Linked DNA regions of Homo sapiens: region 1 is linked to region 2. The links are chromatin loops, found by intact Hi-C in ENCODE. Cell type or tissue: GM12878. All regions are shown on one strand. Links, peaks and the distances in the headings refer to the core of each region. The heading gives the core; the rest is flanking DNA. Region 1 has its middle 300 kb from the start of EYS. Region 2 has its middle 220 kb from the start of EYS.

Evidence for each region. Hi-C counts contacts between places; a loop is a spot of excess contacts. Peaks named below come from ENCODE experiments on the same cell type or tissue, not always from the same donor. Only the 100,000 strongest peaks of a DNase experiment are listed, where the experiment ranks them.
Region 1: a loop joins it to region 2, with 2.0 times the contacts of the local background. A loop is called at or near these places in 1 of 110 quality-filtered maps.

The regions. Positions count from the first base shown.
Region 1 is chr6:66,000,161-66,005,562 of GRCh38, forward strand. No RefSeq gene overlaps it. Among named protein-coding and RNA genes, the nearest start is that of EYS, 300 kb to the left of the region's middle. In GM12878, for the core only: no CTCF peak of the experiment used is centred there; no DNase peak of the experiment used is centred there.
Region 2 is chr6:65,920,026-65,925,427 of GRCh38, forward strand. No RefSeq gene overlaps it. Among named protein-coding and RNA genes, the nearest start is that of EYS, 220 kb to the left of the region's middle. In GM12878, for the core only: no CTCF peak of the experiment used is centred there; a DNase peak (open chromatin) is centred at 2,196.

The DNA of each region.
Region 1 (5,402 bases), core at 215-5,214, 80 kb after region 2:
TACCTAAAATCTTTCATTAAGCCGAATTTTCTCATTTAAAATGGCTTATATTTGCTGTTCAGGTAATTTTAAAACAGTTGCTTAAATATGAGCTAAATTGGTTGTTTCCCCATGGCTCTTTATTAATTAAATGACATATAAAGACTGGAATTAAGCATAAAAATTAGAGTCTACCCTGCCTCTAAGAAATAGATCTTTTTCTCTCTAATGAAAATCAGTCTGGGCAAACAACTACTGCATTGTGCTAGTAATCAGCTGAATTTTTCTTTACTCTTCATAAGATTCCTAAACTCCAAGCAACTTTAGAATCTGCTACTGGAATTCTGTAGGGTGTCAAAAATGATGATAATGATTGTTATGTTAGTTGTATGAATTTCTGATTTCAAACTTTATCAAGAAAACAGTCAGATAATAGGAATAAAGTTTCAGATACGTAAACCAGAGGGCTCGATAGTGTGTTGCAAAATTACATAGTATAAAGGTGTTACATCTAGCAATAAAATATAAATGGTCTACTTTCAAAAATAATGTTTTAGATATCAATATATGTATTGCATAATTTATTTTTGTGAAAAAATAGTTTTATTTATACATATATAAATATTAAATAGCTGATGTGTTTCTGTGCAGCTATTCACAGTTATAGTTTAAAAGAAATCTTAAACTAACAAACATCCTTTTTTAAATGATTAATATATCATGGGATAAATCTTATTTTAAAAAACAAAGTTATTTAAATCCATAATGTAATTTTAAGAAGAAAGTACTGTTCTTAATATTTTAATATTGAAACTTTACAGACTACAGACAAAAATGGAGCATATAGAAAGATGGATAGATGGATGAATGGATGGATGGATGGTTGGATGAATGGATGGATAGATGGATGGATAATAGGTAGATAGAAGATAGAGAATAGCTAAATAGATGAAAATAATACAAAGAGCATTAATTGCAAGGAAAACAATAATATCTGTTCACAGGAGAAAATAGAGTATTCTGTTCCTGAACTTTTTTTTTTATCTTCATACTAAATTATATGGGCTCATATATTTCATTTTAATTTTCTTCTATGTTATACAATTAAAAACAAAATAGTTTGTTCCTTTGTATTATTATTATTATAGTAAGAACACAACACAAAATCTAGCCTCTTTACTAATTTTCTAGTGGATAGCACACAGTATTGTTAAATATTGGCACAATATTGTAAAGCAGATCACTAGAATTTCTTCTTCTTGCGTAACTGAAATTTTATACTCAAACGGGTATAAATCACTTTTCTTCTCTCTGTTTTTATGAGTTTATATTTTAAGTAACAGTCATTCCTTATCACATAAGTGGAATCAAATAGTATTTGTCTTTTTGTGCCTGACTTGTTTCAGTCAGCATAATGTCCTCCAGGTTCACACATGTTGTCATATATGGCAGAATTTCCTTCTTTTTAAAGCTGAATAGTACGTTTTATTGTATGTATATACTACATTTCCTTTATCCACTCATCTGTCAATGAAAATGTTTTATTCATTAATATATCTATTGTAAAATGATTAAAAATTACATACACATGCTGTTTTAAGATAAAGAATCTATTGAATCCATAAATTCATTTTACCTAAATTTGGAAACATCTGGATAACAAAGGAAACATACAGTACATATATCTTTGGAAAAATGAATGAAAATTTTATTATCGTTTATTATTCCAGACAACTAAATTAAAAATTTGTGAATAAGGGCTTCAGAGGTAAAGTTTAGAGTATTAAAAGTTAAAGGTGATAGCCTGTGTAATAATAATTTTTGAAGTGTTGAGAGATTTCTTTATTATGAATGCAGTAAAAAAGGTACAAATATATTGGTAACAGAAAACATAAAAGGATTGTTGCAAGTTATAAATATATATGCAAGTCCTCATATTGAACAAGAAAATGGGATTGGAATTCTTAAAGACATTTTTATTGTCTAATCTTAAAAGTTTCTTCCTGAGACCTTTTTAATTTAGGATTTAATTTTGTTTTATATTAACATCCACAGCTCTTTCCTCTTCTATCATAACTTCTTTCAGAAAGAACTACTACTTAAACAGATTTTACTACACAGAAATTTTATGTTTTAGCTGCACTTACAAACAAAAAGTAACATGCGTAATGTTTAACAAGTAAAATGGAGGACTAGAATTTCAACCAATTCAGAAGAATGCAAAATTCTGTTTCTGCATTTGGGTGCCACTGTGTATCAGGCACTATGCCTGTTCTGGCAGACAAAGATGAGCCTGACTTTGAGGGGCTTATATTCTAGTTGGGAGATAGAAATATAAACAAATAATTATTATGCAAATAAGTGATATAGCAGTAGAAAAAGATTGTTACCACTGGAACAGGATAAAATGGCTATTGAGTGATCTCTAGAGGATTTTTTGATTTTCAGGACAATAGTGATTTTTACACTGGTTCGGGAATCACTAAGTAGAGAAGATGGAAACCACCCCAGGCAATGGAAAAACTGGGTGAAAAGAAAATATCCAATGCACTGCAATATGCTTTAGCAAATTGTTCAGTGAAGCCACAGTGGTTATTCTCAAGTTTAATGGAGAGATTCTTTCCTGTATCAGTAAATTCAAAGCTGCCAGTAATTCATTTCAATTACACCTCTTACTCTAACTTTAGAAATTAATATCTAGCTGATATGACTGTCAAATTTAGTCATTATTTCTTATTACAAAAGATGTTGCTAATGGAATTGTTTTACACACGCAAATGTTGATGAGACAGAAAATTATATATATATATATTGTTAATCGTTCAGCAGGAGATATGATGACATACAAAATGTTTAGGTATATATGTGTGTAGTACTTATGTCTAAGTTCTAAAATAATCACTCCTGGTGTTGTAGAGTTAAAATGCACAGGAAATGACAAGAGTTAGTAAACTTTGCAAGGGCCTTAAATGTTACTCCATTTTTTACATCTCTGTATCCTCGTCCCCTCATTCATGTCTTTTTATTTTTTGCCATTCTCAATGCTTTCCATTTAGTATAATTTAAAGGTGCTAAAATGATATTTTATGTGTTATCTTTCATCACCTGGACACTTAAACCCCAAGTGGCTCACTCTTTGGACTTCACTCCTTTAGAGATTTATTCCCCTCCTACCCTTTGACATAATTGTCATATTTGGCAATTTATTTAACACTCGCAGCAAAGATAGTTACTCTTTTGATTTTATAGCGATAAAATTGAGATAACAGAGAATCTATGTTAACTATGCTGATTGCTGTGATTTTGACATATAACATTAAGCCTTTGAATGGAATTACATCTAGTATAATTAACAGTAATTAAGAATTAAGTATAGTACAGTTTTATGCCATAGTGAGTTTTGATGACATTAAAAAGTCCATTTAATAACGTGAATTAGAAAGCTTCGATTTTGCCCAAGTATTAAATGTATAAAGAAAATATTATATGGTAGAGGGATAAAAAATATTTTGCAGTAAATACAACAGACCACAAAATAATGATATGGTTCGTATTTAATAAAGTATGGTGGGGAGTCAAACATTTTCATTATTACATACAGGTAGCTAAAATATGTCAAAATGTCAGGGCCATAAGAGACTTTTATGTTACTTTACCTGAACCCCGCATTGAGGGTGGACTCTATACATCTGCACATATACTCACAGCTGTGGTAAATAGTTATCTAGCAAATTTCCAGATAATTTTTTAATGAATATCACTACTTCCTAAGGTCATCTCAGTTATTTGTTGCACAGATTTAATTATCAGACATTAGAAATGGTACATATTTGAAAGAGAGCATAATCTTTTCTTCAAAGCTCTGGCATTATAGCAAAGGTCTTCATTCTTTTTAGTGTTAGCACATAATTTTTTTATGAATATCATAGTTCAATATATGTTAAGGAGAATATTTTGTAGACAGAAAATGAAGTCAACTATGAAATAAGCTTAAGAACTGAAATAAAAATGACATGGATAGGTAAGAAAATGATTTTAAAAAAGTTATCAGTGAAGAAAAGTAGTCATATGACAAGTATGAAAGCAGAAAATATGAAGAGGATTAAGAGGATTACTAAATGAAGCTGAGTTTATAAAAAGCTAAAGTGACAACAAGCCAAAAATTGGTAAAGAATGCTACAATTCATGTAAGGATCAGTAGTGTTCTACTATATTCAGCTTGTGTCTACCCATAGCTACTAGCTCAATTTTAACTGTAAATAGTTAATTCACGTATGATTATTTTGTTATAAACTCAAACTTTCTATGATTTTCATCAAATGCAGGAATAATGATATCTATTTCAATTATCTTTATATACTGCTAAAAATCTTGGGTCATGATTCAACCTTCACTTAATTATAGTTTAGGTGATAAGATTATATCAACATTTAGTTGGGTTTTAATCTTAGAGTTCTATCTCTATATATAATAGCGTAGTATGGCAGGTCATTCAAGTTAAGTTAATTTCTGCTTTGATAGTCAAGTAGGTAATTATCAGCACTTGTAAAACATTCTAGATATTTTAGCCTCCACTTATGAGTGAGAATATGAGGTATTAGTCTTTCTTTGCCTGGCTTATCTTAACATAATGTCCTTCAATTCCATCCATGTTGCTGGGAATGACATGATTTTATTTGTTATGGTCAAATAGTATTACACACACCATACATATGTGTGTGTATATATGTGTGTGTGTATATGTATACACACACCCATATACACACACACTATACACTGTACATATATATTCACATATACACATATATTTTCTTTATCCATTTTTCTATTATATACACATACACAAACAACGTTTTCTTTATCAGTTTATCTGTTGATGGACACTTGGGTTGATTGCATTATCTTTGCTATTGTGAATAGTGCTGCAATAAACATATGAGCACAGGTATTATTTTTATATATTTATTTTGGATAGATACCCAGTAGTGAGATTGCTGGGGATCAAATGGTAGTTCTAGTTTTAGTTTTTTGGAAAATCTTCATACTTTTTTTCAAAATGGTTACACATTGCCCCCAACAGTGTGTAAGATTTCTCTTTTCTCTGCATCCTAACCAGCATCTGTTTTTTTTAATATATATTTACAAATAGCTATTCTGATTGGGGAGAAATTATATTTTATTAGTTTTATTAAATTTGCATTTCCGCAGTGATTAGTGGTGTTGAGAAAACCTTCATATACACATATTGGCCATTTGTAAGTATTCTTTTCAGAAATGTCTACTCATGCTATTTGCCCATTTATTAATGGAATTATTTGTCTTTTTTGTTGTTTAGTTGTTTGAGATCCTTGTAAATTCAGCATGTTAGTCCTCTGTCAGATAAGCAATTTGCAAATAGTTTCTCTCATTCAAGAGGTAGTCAT
Region 2 (5,402 bases), core at 270-5,269:
CAATGTTCCCTTTTTCTGCAACCTCGCCAGCATCTGTTATTTTTTGACTTTTCAGTAATTGACATTCAGACTAGTGTGTGATGATATCTCATTGCGGTTTTGCTTTGCATTTCTCTAATGATTGATGATATTGAGCTTTCTTTTTCATATGCTTGTTGGCCATATATATGTCTTCTTTTGAAAAGTGTCTGTTCATATCCTTATTCAACTTATTTTTAATGTAGTTATTGATAATGGTGGGCTTGATTCCATCTCTTCAATTTTTTTTTTAAATTTTGTCATGTGTTGTTTGTTTTTGTCTTTCTCTTGTCCTGAATTTTTGGTGTAAATTTTTTGTTGTTTTTTTAAAAAAATTATTTTATTCTCATTGACGTTTTTAACTACGGCTCTATGTTTAATTTTTTAATTGTTGCTCTAGTATTACAATATATATTTTCAAATTAACACTCACACCTCTGAATTAATACTATATGCAATTTTCAATCTAAAACACTTGCATCCTGGACACAAATATTTATATTTTTCCCATATGCCCATATACTCACTGTCTACTCCAAAATTCTAATCACATTACTACATCAGAATCATGCTTAGGTTTTAGTATCCTGTTATCTAAATCACTCCCAAGTGTGTATGAGGCAGATCAAGTCCCACTCATTTGTAGCTTCTCAGGGAACCCTCTTAACTGAGACCTATGAACTAATACCTCTGAATTCCCAAACTACAAGTGTGAAACAGGGACAAGATAACAGCAGGATTCACTCTCATTCAAAACAGAGAGGAATGAGAGCATATAGCAGTTACTGGTCCACAACAACTCTGGAATTCAGTCACACATATATCTCCAGATCTCAAGAAATGGGGAATAGTCCTTAAGTAGGGCCCAGTTTGGCTCCCTGAGGATGGTACCTTCTCTCTGCTTTAAGTCATGTGTCAAGCCATCTGTCAATCTCTTTTTTATCAAAGATGTTTTATGTCTGTAATTAAGATTTCTCAGTCTGTTTAGTGCCCTTAGGTATTCTGTAAATTTTGGTGAGAACTCCTTGCTAATTTGAAATGAATATTTGTCACAGTTTGGGTTTCAGTTTGGTTAAATTCAAATTGTATTGTTCAAAATGTTTATATACTTACCAATTCTGCCTGTGAGTTTGTGTGTGTGTGTGTGTGTGTGTGTGTGTGTGTGTATTCCAGCTATTACTTACATGGTTTGTTAAAATCTCTAGCTGTAATTGTAAATTCTTCTATATTTTATTTTAGTTTTCTCAACCTATACAAATAGTTTGGTAATGTTACTAGGTACATATGTGGTAGTGTATGTTTTATGCTAGTTACATAAATATTACTTAGGTTTTGCTACACATATGTTACAAATATGTCACATGGTAATTAACTTTTAGGATGATTACATTTTCCTGTTAAATTGGATTATTTATAATTGTGAAGTAGCCCTCTTCATCTCTTCTAGTATTTCTATTCTTAAAGTATAGTTTTTATATGGCATCAGCAACTTTCTTTTGGTTGAAATTTGAGTAGAACACTATTTTTTATCCTTTTTCTAGGAAAGTTAAATGTTCCACAGCTTTAAAATATGTGTTTTTTTTTTTTGTGAACAGCAAATGCTTATTTTTGTCGATTTTGTTGAAGATCAGATGGTTGTAAGTGTATGGCATTATTTCTGAGTTCTCCATTCTGTTCTGGTGCAGGGATAATAGGCTAGCCATATACAGAAGACTGAAACTGGACCCATTCCTTAGAATCAACTGAAGATGGATTCAAGACTTAAGTGTAAAAGCTAAAACAACTCTAAAAACTCTGTAAGATAATCTAGTAAGCGCCATTCTGTACATAGGCCCTGGCAAAGATTTCGTGATGAAGATGCCAAAAGCAATTACAACAAAAAAAATTGACTAATGGGACCTAATTTAACTAAAGAGCTTCTGCACAGCAAAAGAAACTATCAATAAACAGACACCCTACAGAATGAAAGAAAATTTTTGTAAGAGATGCACCCAACAATGGCTAATATCTAGAATCTGGAACTTTAACATATCTACAAGCAAAAAACAAAAAACCCAATTATAAAGCAGGCAAAGGACATGAACAGACACTTCTCAGAAGAATATATACAGCCCTCCAACAAGCATATAAAAAGTGCTCAACATCACTAATAAAGAGAAATGCAAATCAAAACCACAGTGAGATACCATGCCACATCAGTCAGAATGGCTATCACTAAAAAGTCAAAAAATGACAAATGGTGACAAGGGTGCAGAGAAAAGGGAACACTTATATACTGCTGGTGAGAATGTAAATTTGTTCAACCACTGTGGAAAGCAGTTTGGTAATTCCTCAAAGATCTCAAAGCAGAATTGCCACTTGCTTTGACAATTCCATTATTGGATATATACCAAAAGGAATATAAATTATTCTGTCATAAAAACTTATGTGAATGTATGTTCATCACAGCATTATTCACAATAACAAAGACATGGAATTAACCTAAGTGCCCATCAATGGTGGACTGAATAAAGAGTGGTTCATATACACCCTGGAATAACATGGAGCCATAAAAATAATGAGATCATGCCCTTTGCAGTAACATGGATGGAACTGGAGGTCATTATCCTAAGTGAACTAACACAGGAACAGAAAACAAAATACTGCATGTTCTCACTTAGAAGTGGGAACTAAATACTGAGTACATATGAACACAAAGAAGGGAACAACAGAAAACGTGGCCTGCTTGAGAGTGGAGATTCAGAAGAGGGTGAGGATAGAAAAATTACCAACTTGGGTACTATGCTTATTACCTGGGTAACAATAAAATCTGTATGCCAAACCCCCGTGACACGCATTTTACCTATATAACAAACCTGCACATTTACCCTGGATCCTAAAATAGAATTTTTTTAATTTTATTTTTTATTTTATTTTATTTTATTTTTTTTGTGTGAGATGGAGTCTGGCTCTGTCGCCCAGGCTGGAGTGCAGTGGCGGGATCTCGGCTCACTGCAAGCTCTGCCTCCCGGGTTCACGCCATTCTCCTGCCTCAGCCTCCCCAGCAGCTGGGACTACAGGTGCACGCCGCCACGCCCGGCTAATTTTTGTATTTTTAGTAGAGCCGGGGTTTCACCGTGTTAGCCAAGATGGTCTCGATCTTCTGACCTTGTGATCCGCCCGCCTCGGCCTCCCAAAATGCTGGGATTACAGGCCTGAGCCACTGCGCCCGGCCTAAAATAGAATTTTAAAAAAGTTTGTCCCCTTTTTAAAAACTCTTAGCCATAGTTGTTTTAATATTTTTTCTAATAATTTTTATTACTTATAAATCTTTTTCTATTGACTTTTATATAATTCTAATTATTTGTTTCTATGTTCTGCTTCCTGGTAAACATGGCAAATTATTTTGTTGTTAAATGTATGAGTTTGTATAAGACAAATTGTAGTCACTCTGGATAAAGTAGTCTTCCATCACAGAGGATGTATTTATTATTTATTTATTTATTTATTTATTTTGGCAGAAGACTGCAAGATAATAAAAAAATACTTTGAGGCTATTAATAATTTTTCCTTTATTTCTAGGTCATCTCCAATTACCTCAGAGATATCCATTTGAAACCCTGAAGTGTTTACTGGGCTGCTTCCTACTTGCAGTCTTTGAACTCAAATTGTTTTCTTCTCTGTACTGTAAGAATGTTGAGATCTATACTTGTTATTTTTAGTTAGCAGGTGTATTCTGCTTGCTTTCTCTGCAGTTGGTCCATTTATGTTTAGCATATTATTTACTATATGCCCCAAGGAGAAATTCCTGCAGAATGTTGGGTTTACTTCTTAATGTCCTTTTGTTCTTTGGGATTCTTTTCTCCGAAATCATTTTTGCCTCTATAGACCCAAACTCCCTTATATTTCACTTCTAAATTCAGTGAAATGCATTAAATAATATATGCTTTTTTCTACTAAGTCCTTATTGCTCTTGTGTGAACCAGCAAATACTCTCTGGAAAAAAAGCTGCAGAGAAGTTTGGCTTGCATCAGTGAGCATTTATCTCCAAGATCTTTGTCCTTCAAATCTTGACTGCCTTAGAATACTATGTGGTGTTTTCAAAACTGTTTTGTATTTTTCCAACTCATAGATGGTATTTGTGGGGAGATTACTCTGAAACCAGTGATTGAGTTCATATACAGAGTACTGCATGGACAATACACCAGAGGGAAACAAACTTTCAATACATTTTTTATATATTAAAAAAAATGTATTTTCAAAAATTACAACCCAAAGCAAAAATACAGAAAAGTTTCTGTACTATATTTCAACATATTGTATTGCTATAATATATATATATTTCTTAATGCATATCTTTATTTTCTTGTGAGTGTTAATCTTGTCTGAACTTATGCTGTAAAACTAATTAAAAAGAGAGAAAAGAGAATATACCTAGGTAGTCCCAGATTCCAAGGAGCTTACAAACACTTTCCACAATTTCAATTCAGTAGCTGATTTATATTCTTCTAAATTGTTCTTTAATAAATGGTAACTACAGAGATAATTATGTCTCTGTAGTACATTCACACTCTTCCAAACAAACTTGGCAATAAGCCAACCATATTATTATTGAAAGGGTCTTTAACTAAATCTATAGAAAATTAATTCTATCCTCAAATAAACTTTCTGAGGTATCCATGACACTACGTGTGTGCGTGTGTGTGTGTGTGTGTATGTGTATGTGTGTGTGTGTGATTGGATGTAAATCATTTCTAATAGATGGAATTAGAAAGGTATGGATTTGCATTTCTATACATTTCTTCAATTTTTTTTGTCATTGAAATATGTCAAAAATGCATTAGATGAACAAAGGAATGGTAGAAGCTAATGGTGGGTATATAGATTTTAAACACGCCATTTTCTTGTCCCTGAACTCACAGAATATTTTGGATGCAGTACGGGAGGAAATTACTTCTTTTCTGATATTAGATGCAATAGTTATGGAAATTCTCTCCCAGGATAGCGTCTTTCTCATTCAGCACCAAATTACCATTATCGTAACAGCTGTGTCAGCTAGCCAGGGTTCTTCTTAAAGCAAATGGAAGTTATATAATCTTCCACTCACTGTCATGCAAGATAAAGTATAACCTCATAATAATTCTGGATTTTTACATTAAAAACAATTGCATAACAGTGTCCCATTTATGGGGAAGATTGTACTAAATATAACAAGAAGCAATAAGCTTTAAATTTTCAGGTTGTAATGAATGTGAACTAAAAACAATGACATCCCATTAGAAAATACATTTAAATAACATGGAAAGGCAACTCATGATAAATATTTTTAAAATATTGAAAATAATCTGTACATAAACATGGTGAGATAATTAAATTAAAATTAAAAATAAACTTACATAATTACA